4 separate regions of the Homo sapiens genome follow, and all the other regions are linked to region 1. The links are chromatin contacts, found by Hi-C or POLR2A ChIA-PET in ENCODE. All regions are on one chromosome and are shown on one strand. Each heading gives the region's core, a stretch centred on a gene start or an enhancer-like site at or near the end of the contact. The rest is flanking DNA. Distances are from core to core; before and after follow the strand shown. Region 1 holds the start of SIK2 (salt inducible kinase 2). Region 2 overlaps LINC02762 (long intergenic non-protein coding RNA 2762). Region 3 holds the start of PTS (6-pyruvoyltetrahydropterin synthase). Region 4 holds the start of BCO2 (beta-carotene oxygenase 2).

Region 1 (2,784 bases), core at 129-2,628:
AGTAGCTGGGATTATAGGCGCCCACTACCACGCCCGGCTAATTTTTGCATTTTTAGTAGAGATGGGGTTTCACACAGGCTAGTCTTGAACTCCTGACCTCAGGTGATCCACCCGCCTCAGCCTCCCAAAGTGCTGGGATTACAGGCGTAAGCCACTAAGCCCGGCCCATTATTTATTCCTGATACTCAAACTGTCTCAGATTTGGTAAGGGGGGAGCACCTTCGAGCCATCTGCTTTCTTTTGACATATCTTCCTTGACATAGCCAAGAAATCTCCTTGCTTTAAGGAGCAGGATCTTTCAAGGGCATTTTATACTTTCCCTGTCTCTGCCCTCGAATGAGCCATCTCGCCACGGAGTCTGGCTCCTTTAGGTGGAGAATGGTATTTAGAAACCAAGATATAAAGGCATATGATACATCTCAAAATAGTGAGGTGTCACTGTCCCTGTTTCCTTGAGTCACATTTGGAAGCGTGGTGTGATTTATAATCCTACCTCGACTATTGCCTGTGTGACCTAGGCAATTCCCTTTATTCCTTGAGGTCTTCTTCGTCCTTTGGGGAAAAAAATTGGATTAGAGAAATATTTCTAAACTTTTTCAGAGTCACCAACGCGTTTGGGAATCTGACAGAAGCTACGGGTCCATCTCCCCAGAGACATGCTCACATAAGCAAAAACTGGCCTGTGTTTTAGGGGGTTCCAAACTCTGAAGCTCACATGAGGCTCCAAATCTCTGGATTAAGTGATCTCCAAGATCTCTTCAGCGCTGACATTGACATTCTGTGAGTCTATAAGCGACTGCACTGCTGTCAGAATGACTCCTCGGAGACATCAAAACGTGGAGGGTTTTATTATATATAGCAACGAGAAGAGAAAAGGACACAAAGAAAGGAGCCTGTGAGCAACGCATTGCTCAGCCACAGTTCTTTGCCGGTGCCAAATTTAGGACGCGCTGTACTTGTAGGTGAGAGGTTTTGGCGGGAAGGACCCCGGGTGGGCGGAGAACGCCGGGGCGGGGAAGGAGATCGCAGGCCGCATCCAGGTCTCTGCACCCCTCCGCACGGTCCGCCAGGGCTCGCTCTTGCCCTTCGCCTGGAAGGCCGAGGAACGGAGCGGGCCGAGCAGCGACCCCGCCCCTGGCAGCGGTGAGGCGGAGGGGCGAGGGGAGGGCGTCTGAGCCCGGAAGGAGCGCGCCGGCCAGGCTCGCGCCCCTCCCCGTGCGCCGTCCCCCACTCTCCAGCAGCCGACGTCGGCGGTGCTTCGGTCGCCATGGTGACCAATCCAGGCTCGGGCCCGCCCCCGCCCCCCTGCCCCGGCCCCCTGACGTCGGCGCACGTCAGCGGCGGCGCGCGCCTGGCTGGGCCCTGGGGAGCGGGAGGGAAGGAGCGAAGGAGCGAAGGAGCAAGCGGAGCGGCCGTCGCCCAAGCCAAGCCGCGCTGCCAACCCTCCCGCCCGCCCGCGCTCCTGTCCGCCGTGTCTAGCAGCGGGGCCCAGCATGGTCATGGCGGATGGCCCGAGGCACTTGCAGCGCGGGCCGGTCCGGGTGGGGTTCTACGACATCGAGGGCACGCTGGGCAAGGGCAACTTCGCTGTGGTGAAGCTGGGGCGGCACCGGATCACCAAGACGGAGGTGCGGCCCGGGGCTCGGCGGGAGCGTCCGAGGCGAGGGTTCGGGAGAGGAGCTGCTTACCGAGAGGGGCGGCCGCAGTGGTGGGACCGGGGAGACCCGAGAGGCCGCCTCACTGGCGGAGGCGAGCGGGCCTGGGACTGTGAGGACCCAGGAGGTGCAGGGGGTCGGTGAGCAGCGAAGGGATCGGGCCCGGGCACCCGGACCCGAGTGTCGTCCGACTGGAAACGCAACCAGCCGGGGCTTTGCTTTCCCCTACGCCACCCCCGGTGGCCACCCGGAATTTCGCCCAGAGCCCCCCACCCGGGCCGTGACCTGGTCTGTGGCCTCCGCTCCGGAGCCCAAGTTCCGCGTCTTCCCTGCTTTCGGCTGGGGGTGGGGTGGGAGGGGAAGTCTCGGTGTTCCCAGGCTGCGCCGTGAGAGACGTCGCCGGCCCGAGGAGGGGACCGCCTGCGCTTGGGCTCCGCGGATGGGGGATCGTGCGGCCCCCGTGACCCCGGCGCCCCTCCCCTGCCCGACGAGGAAGGGCCCCATGGCTGGGAATACCCCCACGGCCACTGTCCATCTCCTCTCCTTCCTTTTGGCCCAGGGTGTCTCTGATTTGGTGTCTGGCTAGCTTGATCTCTTGCCTGGGGCATTTCCATTTAATGCCCCAGACAATAGAACTGGTTAAAATGGTCATCTCTGCATTTGCACGGTGGGTGGATTGGTCTTCTACTTGTCTAGGGTTGTCACTGTACCAGGTGTGCATTCTGGCTGTAATACGCATTCTTTAAACCATATCAGATTCTGCCTCTACTCATAAAGCCCTCAACTGCTTCCTGACGGTGAATCCTGCACCCTCTTCATTGCACATTCTAATGCACCGCACATACTCTCTCACAAGTCTCTGTTCTTACCTAACCCGCCCCCCTTCCTTCCACTGCCTCAAGCTGCTCTCCTCAGGGTCTCTATTTTAAGACGTGCAAATTAAATACCTTAGAAGAACGGTAGAAACAAAACCATTCTTTAGAATAAAACCTAGTGGTTTTGACGTACTCTACTCTGCCTTATTGTAGTTCCTCCTGGAGTTTCATCCTTTTCCTGTTTGTTTGCCCTCCAGTTTTGGTCCTATTCTGCTTTTTCCCTTGTTAGTACGAATGTACTGGAGTTTGAGTGT
Region 2 (2,784 bases), core at 185-2,684, 680 kb after region 1:
TGTGTTTTGTAATTTTGGATTTGCAGGCTCATGTGGAATGGGAGGCTTTTGGATTTTTTCTTCTTTCTCTTCTGATTGTTCAACTGCACCTGTCTAGAGGTTTTGCAGTTGCTTCCTCCTGTCCCTCTGAACCCCAGGTCTAGAAACGCCTCATGAAGGTGGCTGGTGACAACAGATACTGGAGACAGCACAGTGGGTGGCTTGTCTCAGTTCCTGGAAGGGAGGCTTTGTCCTTCCCCTCCCCGGGCCCATGGCTCCCCAGGAATTTGTAACCCCAGGTAGCACTGGGCAGCCGTCCTGGAGCTTCAGCCTTGCTCACTGCTTTGGGTTTATCTTCCTTTTCTGATCCAAAGAGATATTCATACATATTTTTTTCAGCTCAACTATATCTTTTTTTTTTTTTTTAGAGACAAGTTCTCATTCTGTCCCAAGGCTGGAGTGCATTGGCACAATCATAGCTTACTGTAACCTTGAACTCTTGGGCTCAAGCGATCCTCCCTCCTCAGCTTCCCAAATAGCTAGGACTGCAGGTGCTTGCCACCACACCTGGCTATTTTTTTTTTTTTTTTTTTTTTTTTGTAGAGACGGGGCTTTGCTATGTTGCCTAGGCTGATCTCAAACTCCTGGCCTCAAGCAATCCTCCCACCTTGGCTTCCCAAAGCACTGGGATTACAGGTGTGAGCCACGGCAGTGGGCAGGAACTATATCTTTTGGTTTTCTCTTTTTATACTTTATGTACTATTGCAATGTGTTTGGAATAGCGGAGGTGCAACCAATCCAGATTCATTGTGCTATCTCGACCTAACAGGTGGTCTTTTGGTTGAGGGTGGGCACTTGGCTCTCAGGGATTGGCTCTGAAACCTCAGTGGTAAGGCGTCTTCCAGAGCAGCGGCGCCCCCTGGTGGCACGCGGTAGGATGGGCGGCAAAGAAGCACTCGGCGTGGGCGGGGCGGGTGGGGGTCGCAAGGCCACTTCTCTCCTTCCTGCAGGTTCTCAGAGATGGAAGGTGTCTTAGAGGCGGTGAGACCAACTGCCCACACAGTGTGGTCGCCCATCTATGCCACACCCAAAAATGGTCAGTGTCAGCTGGATCCACTCCACAATTTGGTCAGCTGTGTTTCCAAGGAGCCCTTCTTGTACTGAGTGGTTTCTCCTTGTAGCTCTCAGCCATGGGTCCTAGTTCCGCCATTTGAAGCCGCGCATAGCAAATGTGGCCCTTCTCCGTATTCTCTCAGATGTTTGAGGGCAGCATTAGACATTTCTTCTTCCGGCTCTCTTTCAGCCGGCCCCTCCAGACGATGGCCATTCCTGTTGCCTTGGTCCGCAGGAACGATGGGTTATGCATGAACTTTGTAGAACATGGCCTTGTCTTCACCAACGCGGAGGAGAGCCCGTTCGGTTCCAGAGAGGATGCTGCCTCATCTCGTCTCTAAAAGAGGAGGAAGGGGAGCAGGTCCCTTCACGTTCTCTGGTCTCAGCTGAGAACTCTCCCTGGAAGTAGCGGGCCGTGAAATGTTTCACAAGGTAGCATCTCCCTCTAGTGGCCACCATGGTCTATTTCAAGATGCTTTCCTCCCTTCCCCTGGCCCTCGCTTCTCAAGGTTTTTTTTTTTTTTTTTTTTCCCCCACCTCAAAAAGATCCACTGAGATGTGACAGGGTGAGCTGTAGATTGCAAAGTCCCCTATCTGGCCTTCTGACTAAAATGAACTGATTCTGCAATGGTGACTGGTGAGACAGAACTCAGATTCAATTTCTATGTTTCTCATGATTATCCTAAGCCAAAATTTGCAAATGGTTATACACATGTTAATTAGTATTATTCCCAGAAACTGTAAAATAATTGTTCTTCTTTTAGGTGGTTTCCTTATTGATTGGCTTTTTTTGTGTGTGTGACTTTCTCTGTCCATCTCTACTTGCTAATGGTTGAACTGAGGTGGTTTTTTTTTTTTTTTTTTTTTGAGACAGGGTCTCACTTTGTCATCCAGGCTGGAGTGCAGTGGTATGATCTTGGCTCATTGCAGCCTTGACCTCCTGGGATCCAGCGATCATCCCACCTCAGCCCCCAAAATAGCTGGGACTACAGGCATGTGCCACCACACCTGGGTAATTGTTTTGCATTTTTTGTAGAGATAGGGTTTCGCCATGTTGCCCAGGCTGGTCTGGAACTCCTGAACTCAAGCGATCTGCCCGCCTCGCCCTCCCAAAGTGCTGGGATTACAGGTGTGAGCCACCGTGCCCGGCCGGGTTCTTTAAGCGGCAATAACCAGATGCCTTCACACACCAGTACAAGTGAAGTTGGGGAGGTAGCTGGAAGGAGAAGGGAGCAACAAGGGAGCAAGAATGTCCACAGAGCCTGCATTTGGATCTGAGGTTACACTCCAGCAGGAGTCCTGGATCTTTGCTCTGGCTCTCCCCCAGTAAGGCGACCTGGCTTCTGTGAGCAGGTCCTCCATTCTCCGCTCGCCACTGGCAGCTCCCTTGCCTTGTTTTCTGCACCTGCCTCTTCCCTGCGCCACAGCTTCTGCTGATTCATAACTTTGGTTTACCCCTCACTCACTGTGGTCCCTTCAGCCTCTCTCCACTTGCTGCACTCCAGGACATTTCAGCCTTGGCTCCCGCCACCAACGGACTGATTTTCTTGACATTTTCCAGTTTTGCTTTCTGAGATAGAAATCTAATTGACACACCCTTCCCCTTTTTCAGGTGCTGGGCCACTTCAAAAGTCTCTAGCCAGCCAATGAATGAGCTGTTTGGGAGTCTGCTTCCTGTTGCAATTAGCTGGG
Region 3 (2,784 bases), core at 146-2,645, 620 kb after region 1:
CAAACAACCCCATCAAAAAGTGGGCAAAGCATATGAACAGACACTTCTCAAAAGAAGACATTTCTGCAGCCAACAGACACATGAAAAAATGCTCATCATCACTGGCCATCAGAGAAATGCCAATCAAAACCACAATGAGATACCATTTCACACCAGTTAGAATGGCGATCATTAAAAAGTTGGGAAACAACAGATGTTGGAGAGGATGTGGAGAAATAGGAATGCTTTTACACTGTTGGTGGGAGTGTAAATGAGTTCAACCATTGTGGAAGACAGTGTGACGATTCCTCAAGGATCTAGAACTAGAAATATCATTTGACCCAGCCATCCCATTACTGGGTATATACCCAAAGGATTATAAATCATGCTACTTTAAAGACACATGCACCTGTATGTTTATTGTGGCACTATTCACAATTGCAAAGACTTGGAACCAACCCAAATGTCCATTAATGATAGACTGGATTAAGAAAATGTGGCACATGTACACCATGGAATATTATGCAGCCATAAAAACGATGAATTCATGTCCTTTGCAGGGACATGGATGAAGCTGGAAACCATCATTCTCAGCAAACTATCACAAGGACAGAAAACCAAACACTGCATGTTCTCACCCATAGGTGGGAATCAAACAATGAGAACACATGGACACAGGGTGGGGAACATCACACACCGGTGCCTGTCAGGGAGTAGGGGGCTGGGGGAGGGATAGCATTAGGAGAAATACCTAATGTAAATGACGAGTTGATGGGTGCAGCAAACCAACATAACACATGAATACCTATGTAACAAACCTGCACGTTGTGCACATGTACCCTAGAACTTAAAGTATAATAATAATTAAAAAGAAAAAAGAAAAAGAGAAACGAGGGTCTTGCTCTATTGCCCAGGTTGGACTCCTGGGCTGAAGTGATCCCTCTCCTTCTCAATAGCTGGGGCTACAGGAGTGCGTCACCACGCCCGCCTGGCTCAATTCCTGCTCCTTTTGGTCTATAAAGCGGACTGTGGCCCTGGGGTTCATCCGATTGAGTCACCAGTCACTGGAGCTTTACAGGAGAGAGTGGGAGAGGAGGCTCAGAGAGGTCACTCAGGACCCAAAGTGTGCCCAGACGGGCCCTAACTACGTGGCGTGACCTCAGGCGGGGCAAACAGATCAAGGACACAGGGTCCCCACCCACCCTGACCACTCCAGGGTATGCTTAGGTATCCCAAATCTTGCTCTCCGAAGAGATTCAGATAGCGAGAGACACCCTTAACTGTCTCCCGAGGCCGGGATTGGCCAGAGCGGAAGCGGAGACGCACTTCCTAGGGGCGCGTCTGGCACGCACTGCGCAGCCGCGGTGGGAGGAGGCACCGGCCGCGCGGCGGGAGGAGGTGCCGGCCGAGCACCGCAGACAGCGCCGGGAAGATGAGCACGGAAGGTGGTGGCCGTCGCTGCCAGGCACAAGTGTCCCGCCGCATCTCCTTCAGCGCGAGCCACCGATTGTACAGGTAGGGTGTGCACACAGGTACAGCGGCGGGCGGTGGGCGCCGGGCCCCGGAACGTCACCGGGGCGGGGCCGGCGGGCGTGCTGACGTCGGGCCCGGGAGGGGCGCGGGGGCTGCTGGGGCGACGCGCGCTGGTCGGCTTCGTGGGGCTTCGGACGGCCTCCAGCATCCTGATGGGGGCTGGAGTGTCCCCAGCCCTGGAGGGGTGGGGGAGCTTGATGGTTAACGGAGCCGACTGCGGAGGGCGATGGCCCACGTCTGGGTGCGGGGCCCACACCCGGTTCTGCGACTCGAAGAAACGTCTCTGCCCCTAGGAGTCCCTTGGTGTAGACCACAGGGTTGCTGTGAAACTCAGCAGTGTTAAACTCGCCTATGTTACACAGTACCTGGCGCGGCGTAGACACTCAGTAAATGTTAGCTAATCTTGTATGCCAGGAGCATTGGCCACCATATCTAATGTAATTACAAGGCAAATTTTAGCCCCTTTTTTACCAAAGACTGGATGAACCCAGTCCCTGGTGGTCTAGTGGCTAGGAGAAAAAAAAAAAAAAATGAGCCCAGACGTTCAGTTTCCGAAGCAGCATAGTTGGGATTTGAATCCCGATCATACATACTGCTTGCATGCACTGACGAGTTGATTTTGAGGAATTTTACCACGCACTAACCAGCTCCACCCTCTGGCCCTCCGTATCGTCGTCTGTGAAATGAGGATGACCATCGCTATCTAACAGGATTCATCCCTCCATTCGCTAAACCAGGTTTTGTTTCGTGCTTGTCAGGGCTTGTGCTAGGTAACGGATGCATCAGGGATCTTGTATGGGGTTTCCAATCTGGCCTATTTTGTGGAGGGTACACTGAGAAAATTTTGTGCAAAAGACTTTAGCACTCTAAATACAAGAAGTGGCTGAGCAGGAGAAAGTGGGGGTGTGTTATTCCATTTTGCATTGCCACAAAGGAATACTGAGACTGGTATTTTATAAAGAAAAGAGGTTTATTTGGTTCTGCAGGCTGTACAAGAAGCATGGCACCAGCATCTGCTTCTGTTGAGGCCTCAGGGACCTTCCACTCATGGTGGAAGGCGAAGGGCGAGCAAGCAGGCAACTCACAGGGCAAGTGAGGGAGCAAGAGAGAGGAGAGGAGGTGCCAGGCTTTTTTTAACAACCAGCTCGCCCATTGACTAATAGAGCGAGAACTCACTCATTGCTTCAGGGAGGGCACCAAGCCATTCATAAGGGATCCACTTCCATGAGCCAAACATCTCCCACTAGGCCCCATCTCCAACACTGGGGATCA
Region 4 (2,784 bases), core at 77-2,576, 570 kb after region 1:
ACCATCCACGTAGACAAGAGTAATTATCTTGGCCAGGCATGGTGGCTCACACCTGTAATCCCAGCAGTTTGAAAGGCTGAGGCAGGCAGATCACTTGAGGTCAAGAGTTCGAGACCAGCCTGGCCAACGTGGCAAAACCCTGTCTCTAATAAAAATTAAAAAAAGTAGCTGGGTATGGTGGCGTACACCTGTAGTCCCAGCTACTCAGGAGGCTGAGATAGGAGAATCACTTGAACCCGGGACACAGAGGTTGCAGTGAACCGAGATTGTGCCACTCTACTCCAGCCTGGGTGACAGAGTGAGACTCTGTCTCAGAAAATAATAATAATTATTATTATCTCACAACTGGAGAAATGCTATTGCAGGAATACTATTGCCCTTTAATTTACACTTCTAATGTTACTCTTTACTATTTCAATAAAATATCACAAATTTATAAGTTATTTTTCATTGATTACTAATCAAAATATATACCGAACTATCTTCGTACTCTGCTATATGTATTAAGACACTCCCTTCTGACAATTTTAACCACTTCTTTCTTGAAATACAATTTTGCTAGGAAAACATGATATGTTAATGTTAAAAGCAACTCTGTGGCAGTGCTGTGGGAGTTACTAGAAGACCTTTTGGTAAGGGAGTCAGAGAGGTAGATTTTAAATTGGATTTTTGAAAAGGAAAGGGGATATTTCAGGCAGGGGAAAAGTTTCTTCAGTGGCACAGAAGAACAAACGTATCATGGTATGTTAGTCACTTTGCTGGGATGATAATTCATGAAGGGGAATAGTGTATGGTCTAAACTGGAGAGCAGGGACAATCTTGTTTCTTGGTATTCTTACTTTGTAGCACAGTATTTGCTACATTGGTGCTAAAAATGTTAATAAAGTCATATACATTTTAAGGGCATACTTTCACTCATGCTAGATTGTCAGAAAATGTTCTGTAAAATTAATGAATAGAAAAGAAAAGGAAGGATGAAGTGATTTAAAGGCAGAGAAAAAGGATGAAAGGTAAATTGTTGCCAGATTGTAGCGTCCTCTAGTGGCAGTCTAAATTCGGACTTTATTCTGTGTCGGAATCTTCCAGAAGAGGAGTGGCATAAAAAAATTGATGCTGTGCATCAGGATAAACGGACTTAACTGTAGTGTGAGAACAGGTTTGAAAAAGAAAAGTTTAGGGCGGGGGAGACCACTATTGGTGGTCTAATTTTAATATTTCAAACAGCTGCGTATTATAGCTAGGGTGTTTGGACGGTTGTCATGGAAATAAGCCCCGCCCCTTAAGCTGCGTCCTCTCTTTGACCTGTCAGTGAGGGAGGGACAGTCCAGGCAGTTCTGTGCGTGTTCACTGTTTAGTAGTACTCAAAACTGCCAGTGTGAGAGGATTTGGAAATCACTGGATCTGCTCAATACAAAAATGTTTTTTCGAGTCTTTCTCCATTTTATCAGGAGTCATTCTGCCACTGCAGTGGATTTCCTTCCTGTGATGGTGCACCGGCTCCCAGGTAGAGGGTTTGCCCCTTTCTCTTCCTCATCCTCCTCTTCTTGCCAGTCTGCGCTTAGAATTCTGTGCCTCTTTCCTGAAGGTTGCTGGGAGCTTCTGAAGCTTTGTGTCCTGTGTGGCTCAGATGAGATAGCAATTCCGCAGAGTCCTGGAAGTTAAAGAAGGCTGAGTTAGGATTGTTTCCTCATGGTCAGGGAAACAGCCTTCACATTTGTATATTTTATGCAATATTTAAGGCAGGATTCAGGGACTTGGTATTCTTTGGGATTTGCAATAAGAAGAATATTCAATATTTAGGCTTTTCTAAATTGAAAAATCACTGCCACACGTTCTAATGTAATTGTTTGGTTTCTCTATTTGCATTTTGCGGGGACTGCCTTAAAACTCATTTATGTTTTATAGCCTTCTATTATAGTTACCATTGTTACATGATTTTATGTATAGAAATTGGCTGATCTAGAGCTTTCAGAAATCATACTAATATGCACTATAAATTTTAAAATTACTTAATGTAGTAATTTAATGTTTGCAGTATGCAAGGGAATGTATTACGTACTGGAAGGAGAGAGGAGACAAACACCAGACCCTGTACTCAAGGAGTACTGGTAGTATCATTTATCATACAAGACAGATAAGATAAGGTCCATATGAGAGCTATAAACAGATGCTGTGAGTTCAGACTAAGGAGAATCAGTTCTTGCTGTAGGTAAGGGGAATGCTGTGTTTATAAAGCAAATGACATGGCAACTGGATCTTGAAGGATGAGTTAGGTGAGTAAATTTCATCTGAAGGAGTTGGGAAATATCCTAGATGAAGAAAATTGATTGGCGGGGGGGGGGGAATTAAACATTCTATTTTGACATGTTGAAAGTCACCTGCAAGAAGTAATTGATGAAATTAAGAGACTAGATGAGATTGCCAAGGGAGAGTGCTGAGATTAAAGATCCAAGGTAGGACCTTAGGAACATTCATGAAGTGGTAAGGGGGATAAGGAGCCCATAAAGGGAATTAACATTTGGAAAGCATCCACTATCTTTATATTTGATTATGACAACAGACATAAACAGGAAGTATTAACCTCCTTTTATTTCCATTTTATCATGGAAAAACCTGAGGCTCAGAGACATTAAGTAACTTGCCCAAGGTTGTCAGCTAATAAGTAATAAAACTAGCAGAATGCAGAGAGTAGTTATAGGGCAGCAGGAAAGTTAGAATAGGACAATGTCTCAGAAGCTACGAATAGAAAGGAGTTTAAGAAAGTGTTAATGTCAAATTCTATGG

Evidence for each region. Hi-C counts contacts between places; a loop is a spot of excess contacts on that map. ChIA-PET counts read pairs that join two places held with the same protein, here RNA polymerase II (POLR2A). Pooled maps may share reads with other maps.
Region 2: a map of B cell shows a loop between it and region 1 (34-fold over the local background). The contact joins the enhancer-like site here to the promoter of SIK2 in region 1. A Hi-C loop is called at or near these places in 8 of 168 maps with a recorded cell type or tissue (A673, B cell, CD4-positive, alpha-beta T cell and 5 more), 9 of 37 single-sample maps with no recorded cell type and 16 of 50 pooled maps.
Region 3: a map of naive thymus-derived CD4-positive, alpha-beta T cell shows a loop between it and region 1 (5-fold over the local background). The contact joins the promoter of PTS here to the promoter of SIK2 in region 1. A Hi-C loop is called at or near these places in 3 of 168 maps with a recorded cell type or tissue (K562 and naive thymus-derived CD4-positive, alpha-beta T cell), 6 of 37 single-sample maps with no recorded cell type and 13 of 50 pooled maps.
Region 4: a pooled map shows a loop between it and region 1 (8-fold over the local background). The contact joins the promoter of BCO2 here to the promoter of SIK2 in region 1. A Hi-C loop is called at or near these places in 3 of 37 single-sample maps with no recorded cell type and 7 of 50 pooled maps. POLR2A ChIA-PET finds 5 or more read pairs at or near these places in 1 of 52 experiments (OCI-LY7).

The regions. Positions count from the first base shown.
Region 1 is chr11:111,601,071-111,603,854 of GRCh38, forward strand. It overlaps SIK2 (salt inducible kinase 2), which reads left to right and starts at 1,379. Exons shown (of 15, transcript NM_015191.3): 1 at 1,379-1,628. The coding sequence starts at 1,494. RefSeq lists an enhancer at 765-904 and silencers at 995-1,434, 1,985-2,144.
Region 2 is chr11:112,279,202-112,281,985 of GRCh38, forward strand. The region is part of intron 1 of LINC02762 (long intergenic non-protein coding RNA 2762); the gene reads left to right. Among named protein-coding and RNA genes, the nearest start is that of LINC02762, 9.8 kb to the left of the region's middle. RefSeq lists an enhancer at 1,141-1,230. Within about 2 kb of position 1,435, at least 9 of the 41 ENCODE cell types and tissues checked have a DNase peak (open chromatin) inside an H3K27ac peak, as active enhancers do.
Region 3 is chr11:112,225,033-112,227,816 of GRCh38, forward strand. It overlaps PTS (6-pyruvoyltetrahydropterin synthase), which reads left to right and starts at 1,396. Exons shown (of 6, transcript NM_000317.3): 1 at 1,396-1,494. The coding sequence starts at 1,412. RefSeq lists silencers at 1,267-1,676, 2,034-2,328.
Region 4 is chr11:112,174,186-112,176,969 of GRCh38, forward strand. It overlaps BCO2 (beta-carotene oxygenase 2), which reads left to right and starts at 1,327. Exons shown (of 12, transcript NM_031938.7): 1 at 1,327-1,504. The coding sequence starts at 1,417.